Linked DNA regions of Homo sapiens: region 2 is linked to region 1. A link is a loop called in an ENCODE intact Hi-C map of the cell type or tissue named here. Cell type or tissue: psoas muscle. All regions are shown on one strand. Each heading gives the region's core, and the rest is flanking DNA. Links, peaks and the distances in the headings are about the cores only. Region 1 overlaps TXNRD2 (thioredoxin reductase 2). Region 2 has its middle 35 kb from the start of SEPTIN5.

Region 1 (2,805 bases), core at 126-2,625:
CAGTTTAAAGGAAAAAATAAAAATTAAAGAAAGAAAAACAGAAAACAACATGCACTGGCGAGGATGTGGGGAGCCCAGAGTCCTCCTGAACTGCTGGTGAGAATGTAAGATGGTGTGGGCGCTGTTGGGAACAGGATGGAGGTTCCTCAAGACCATAAGATCCAGCAATCCCACTTCTGGGTTTGCATCCAAAAGAACTGAAAGGTCTTCAAGAGGTATTTGCACACCTATGTTCACGGCAGCACTGCTCACAACAGCCAAGAAGCAGAGGCAACTTGGGTGTCCACTGACAGATGAATGGATAAACAAAATGTGGTGTGCCTGTACAATGGAATATTACTCAGTCTTAAAAAGAAGGAAATGCAGATACAACATGGATGAAAAGAGTTCCAGACATGGATAGTGGTGATGGTTTCACGACATTATTAATACATTTAATACCATTGAACTGTATACTTAAAAATGGTTAACGTGGGCTGGGCGTGGTGGCTCACCCCTGTAATCCCAGCACTTTGGAAGGCCAAGGCAGGTGGATCACCTGAGGTCAGGAGTTTGAGACCAGCCTGGCCAACATGGTGAAACCCCATCTCCACTAAAAACACAAAAAATTAGCGGGGTGTGGTGGCAGACACCTGTAGTCCCGGCTACTCAGAGGGCTGAGACAGGAGAATCGCTTGAACCCGGGAGGCAGAGGTTGCAGTGAGCCGAGATCGCACCACTGCACTCCAGCCTGGGCAACAGAGTGAGACTCTGTTTCAAAAAAAAAAAAAAAAAAGGTTAAAGTGGTAAATTTTATACTATGTCTGTTTTATCACAATGAATAATTGGGAAAATGTGTCAGAAGCACTTCTGATGGTAAACAGATGCACCTCCAAGGTTTTCACTGCAGCATTGATAATGATGAAGAAGAGAAACTACTGAGATGCTCATTAACAAGAGAAAGGTCAAAGGAACTATACCACATCCATTCAAGGGAATCCAGTCCTGACCCCACACAAAGATGCCCCGTGAAGTGTGAAACAATGACAAGCAGAGCATGTGACACACCACTCACACACACACACACCACTCACACACACACACCACACACACACATAACCACTCACACACTACTCACATACACACACCACACACACACACCACACACACCACTCACACACACACACCACACACACCACTCACACACCACTCACATACACACACCATTCACACACACACCACTCACACACACTACTCACACACACTGCTCACACACACCACACACACCACGCACACACACCACTCACACACACACCACACACACCCACACCCTTCACACACACACACCACACACACCACACACACACCACTCACACACACCACTCACACACACACCACACACCACACACACCCACACCCTTCACACACACACCACACACACACCACTCACACACACCACTCACACACACACACACCACACACCCACACCCTTCACACACACACACCACTCACACACCACACACACACACCACTCACACACACACCACACACACCATTCACACACACACACCACACACATCTGCACGCACACCATGCACATTCGGGCACACACAGAAGTGGGACCCTTTTCCACTGATATTTTCTCCTGGGGAAGGCTCGAGACTGCTATTGACCAAGCCTCTGCCGCCCTCTGGTGGTCTCTCTGCTCCCTGCCAACATGAAGTCTCCACACCCCACAGGCAGGAGCTGCCTGGACCTGGGACCTCGGGATGGCCCACTCTGTGGGCATCGGAATGCACTTAGTGACTCTGCACCTGCTCCCATGGGGAGTGAGAGCCACTTGCACGCTGCTAGCCTCCCTTCCACAATCAAGATGTTGTTTCTGAGGCCTTTGGAGTCTTTGCTAGATTTCAGGGAAACCCAATGTACAAATCAGAAGACAGTGAGGGTGTTAGATGAGGGCTGGGATAGGGATTGCTGGCTCTCCCCTCCTTAATGTTCTCCCTGATGTCCTTGAGGGGACCCACTGGAACCCCAGGGCTCCTGGGAACCCCATTTGACAACCACTGACCTAGATAACAAACAGCTGACTCCATTTATATGGCAGTCCTGTTATTGTTATTACCTCCAAGGCAGCCACAGGACAGAGTAAATCAACAGCCCTGCAGAGGGGCACAAGTCACAGGTTTATTGTTTAGTTTTGAGACAAGGTCTCACTCTCCCAGGCTGAGCGCAGTGGTGCAATCACAGCTCACTGCAGCCTCAACCTCCTGGGCTCAAGCAATCCTCCCACCTAAAGCCTCCCAAGTAGCTGGGACTACAGGTGCACAGTACTATGCTCGGTTAATATTTTCAGATTTTTGTAGGCTGGGTGTGGTGGCTCACGCTTGTAATCCCAGCACTTTAGGAGGACGAGGTGGGCGGATCACCTGAGGTCAGGAGTTCAAGACCAGCCTGACCAAGATGGTGAAACCCCATTTCTACTAAAAATACAAAAATTAGCCAGATGTGGTGGTGGGCGCCTGTAATTTCAGCTACTTTGGAGGCTGAAGCAGGAGAATCACTTGAACCTGGGAGGCAGGGATTGCAGTGAGCCAAGATTGGGCCATTGCAATTCAGTTTGGGGGACAGAGTGAGAATTCACCTAAAAAAAAAAGCCAAAAAAAAAACCAAAACAGATTTTTGTAGAGTAGAGGTCTCACTATATTGCCCAGGCTGATGCTGATCTCGAACTCCTGGCCTCAAGCAATCCTCCCGCTCAGTCTCCCAAAGTGCTAGGCTAACAAGCATGAGCCACCACACCTGGCCACAAATAACAGGCCTTTT
Region 2 (2,805 bases), core at 301-2,800, 230 kb before region 1:
AAAAATTGTTAAGATGGACAGTCTTTGTGTGTGTGTGTGTGTGTGTGTGTTTGTGTGTAGGCCGGGCACGGTGGCTCGTGCCTGTAATCCTAGCACTTTAGGAGGCCGAGGCAGGTGGACTGCCTGAGCTCAGGAGTTTGAAACCAGCCTGGCCAATATGGAGAAACCCCAACTCTACTAAAAGTACAAAAAATTAGCCAGGTGTGGTGGTATGTGCCTATAATCCCAGCTACTCGGAAAGCTGAGACACGATAATCACTTGAACCTGGGAGGTGGAGGTTGCAGTGAGCAGAAATTGTGCCACTGAACTCCAGCCTGGGAGACAGAGTGAGACTCTGTCTCAAAAAAAAAAAAGACTCACCCTGATCACAGCTCAGTGCAGCCTCAACCTGCTGGAGCAATCCTCTCACCTCAGCCTCCCGAGCAACTGGGACTACAGCTGTGGGCCACCATGACTGGCTAATTTTTAATTATTATTATTATTTTTTGAGATGAGATCTCCCTATGTTGCTCAGGCTGGTCTTGGACTCCTGGACTCAAGTGGTCCTCCTGCCTTGGCCTTCCAAAGTGCAGAGATTATAGGCATGAGCCACTGTACTCGGCCTGTCATGTATATTTTATCACAATAAAAAAATCTGTGAGAGGACCATTTCTTCCAATGTTGATTGGCCAATCCTATTTTTGTGTGTGTGAGTTTTTTCTTCATTTTCTGAGCCCACTTATGTCCGAGCTCTGAGTCCCAGGAGGCCAGTGGAGGAGGGAAGAAGAGGACTCGGCCTGAGGGTGACATGAGACTTGAAGAGGCTCCTGGTGGCATAGGGGAGGGGACAGCCCAGGGGAGGCAGTTCCGTAGGCCTGGCAGTATGAACCCCAGGCTGAGGCAGGTGCTAAAGAAGAGGCCATCTCCTCGAGGCCCTGACCCTGGAAGGCATTTGCTGAACACCCAGTGCCTGGTGACATTTGGGGTCCTGAGCCCAGCCAGCCTCCGAGGATCAGCCCTGCCTGTTATGCGCGGAATGTTTGCATCCCTCCAACATTCGTTGTTGAAATTCTAACCCCTAGGGGGGTGGTACTAGAAAGTGGGGCCCTTGGGAGGTGAAGAGGTCGTGAGGGTGGAGTCCTCATGAATGGGAGTAGTCCCCTCATCAGAGGGGCCCGGAGAGCTCTCTGCCCTCTGCCACGTGAGGATTAAACATGAAGTAAAAAATCTGCAGCTGGAAGCGGCTCCCACCAGAACCCAACAAAGCTGCGTCTTGGTCTCAGATTTCCAGCCTGCAGAGCTGTGAAGAATACAGTTCTGTGTTTAAGCCACTCAGTTTACAGTATTTTTTAATAGCAGTCCAATCTAACAAAGCCACCACCCCTGGCTGGGCCCCAGCTAGACAGAAAGCCTGTCAGGGCACTCTAGGGTTTAACTCCCCAAGCTCAGAGAGCGTGTTGGGGCCAGCTGGTGTCCCACACCTGGGCCACTTATCTGCAGGACAGGGTGATGGGGGCTCCCCCGTGTGTCGTGACCTCTGGGGGAGGTTTTCTAGAAAGTGCATACACTTGCTCTGTACGCATCTCCACCCTGATCCAGGGTGCTCCCATCTCTGCCCCAAGCACCTGCTCCAGAGGACGCATGGTCCCACCGTCCAGGGTCAAGAACCCCGGACCAGGCCCTGGCCCGGTTCTGGTCAGGCTCGGCCACCAGGGGGCGGTGTGGGCTGCAGGAGGCTGCTGTCCCTGGAGCTTCCCAGTTCCAGACCAGGACCCCACCCCACTGGGTGGGCGTCTCCAAGGCCCTGGTGGATTCTGTAAGCTCGGACCCGTTAATAGAAGTGGTTCTCTATTGTCCCAGTCGCCTAAAATGCTGGGGACCTCTCAGGTGTCTGCTGATGGAAAGGCAGCCAGAGCCAGCCAAGGCAATTCCCAAGCCCACCGCTCAGCCTTGCAGAACTGACTGCACAAGGGTCACCCAGGGGAAATGGTTTCTAAAAATACAGGGACTTCCACTTCCAGGAAAATTGAGTAGAAGTACTTTTCCCTGTTCCTCCCACTATGTACGGCTAAAAGCCTGGACACCACACAGAAAGCAAACATAAGCGGATTCTGAAAGGTGAAGAGAAGAGCAGAGATCCGTCAGGGACCTCAGGACCCAAGGATGACGGGGCGGGCAGCTCCATGTGGTTTCTTTTGGCCTCATATATCTCACTCCTGGAGCTGAAGAAGCCAGCAACCTGGAAACGCCAACAGACACAGACAAAATTACTCCAATGAAAGCTGCTGTGTCTAGCCAAAGGACCAGGAGGCAGCAGCCTCGCAAGGTCAAAACGTTTAGGCGATAACCTGTCTACTCCAGCCATCACCACCGAAACACCCTCGGCCACTCCAGCAAAGGCTGAGCGGGAGCCTAGGCTCCCCACTTTGGGAAGCCGTGGCAAGGAACCCCAACATCTCCCCCTGTGGTGTCAGAGAGGCCAAGGAGGGAGCCGAGACCGCCGCACCCACCCCTGACCCATACCCCATTGTGGAACAGCCTGAGCTTCCACCCCATCTGCCAGTAATGCCGCCCTCTCCCCCTCCCTGCTGGGGGTGGGGGTTGGTGTCAGAGGAGGCAAAGCGAGGAGCCTGGCTCTTCACTACTACTCAGTGGTAACGAGGCCACCCCAATGGGCTGTCAGCAGAAACCACATGGGGAGCCAGACCCTGCCCAGAGTAAAGAGAAAAAGAGCTCCCTTGGGTATAAACGGAGATTGAGTGGGGAACCTGGACTTTTTTCCACCCTGCAGTAACAAGGGGCCAGAGCAGCGTCAAAAAAACAAC

Evidence for each region. Peaks named below come from ENCODE experiments on the same cell type or tissue, not always from the same donor. Only the 100,000 strongest peaks of a DNase experiment are listed, where the experiment ranks them.
Region 2: it touches region 1 in a loop (7-fold over the local background); 2 of 110 quality-filtered maps call a loop at or near these places.

What each region holds. Positions count from the first base shown.
Region 1 is chr22:19,908,449-19,911,253 of GRCh38, forward strand. The region is part of intron 8 of TXNRD2 (thioredoxin reductase 2); the gene reads right to left. Among named protein-coding and RNA genes, the nearest start is that of COMT, 32 kb to the right of the region's middle. In psoas muscle, for the core only: a CTCF peak has its summit at 1,677 (motif pointing left); a DNase peak (open chromatin) is centred at 1,673.
Region 2 is chr22:19,678,081-19,680,885 of GRCh38, forward strand. No RefSeq gene overlaps it. Among named protein-coding and RNA genes, the nearest start is that of SEPTIN5, 35 kb to the right of the region's middle. In psoas muscle, for the core only: a CTCF peak has its summit at 1,677 (motif pointing right); a DNase peak (open chromatin) is centred at 1,691; H3K27me3 peaks cover 928 bases.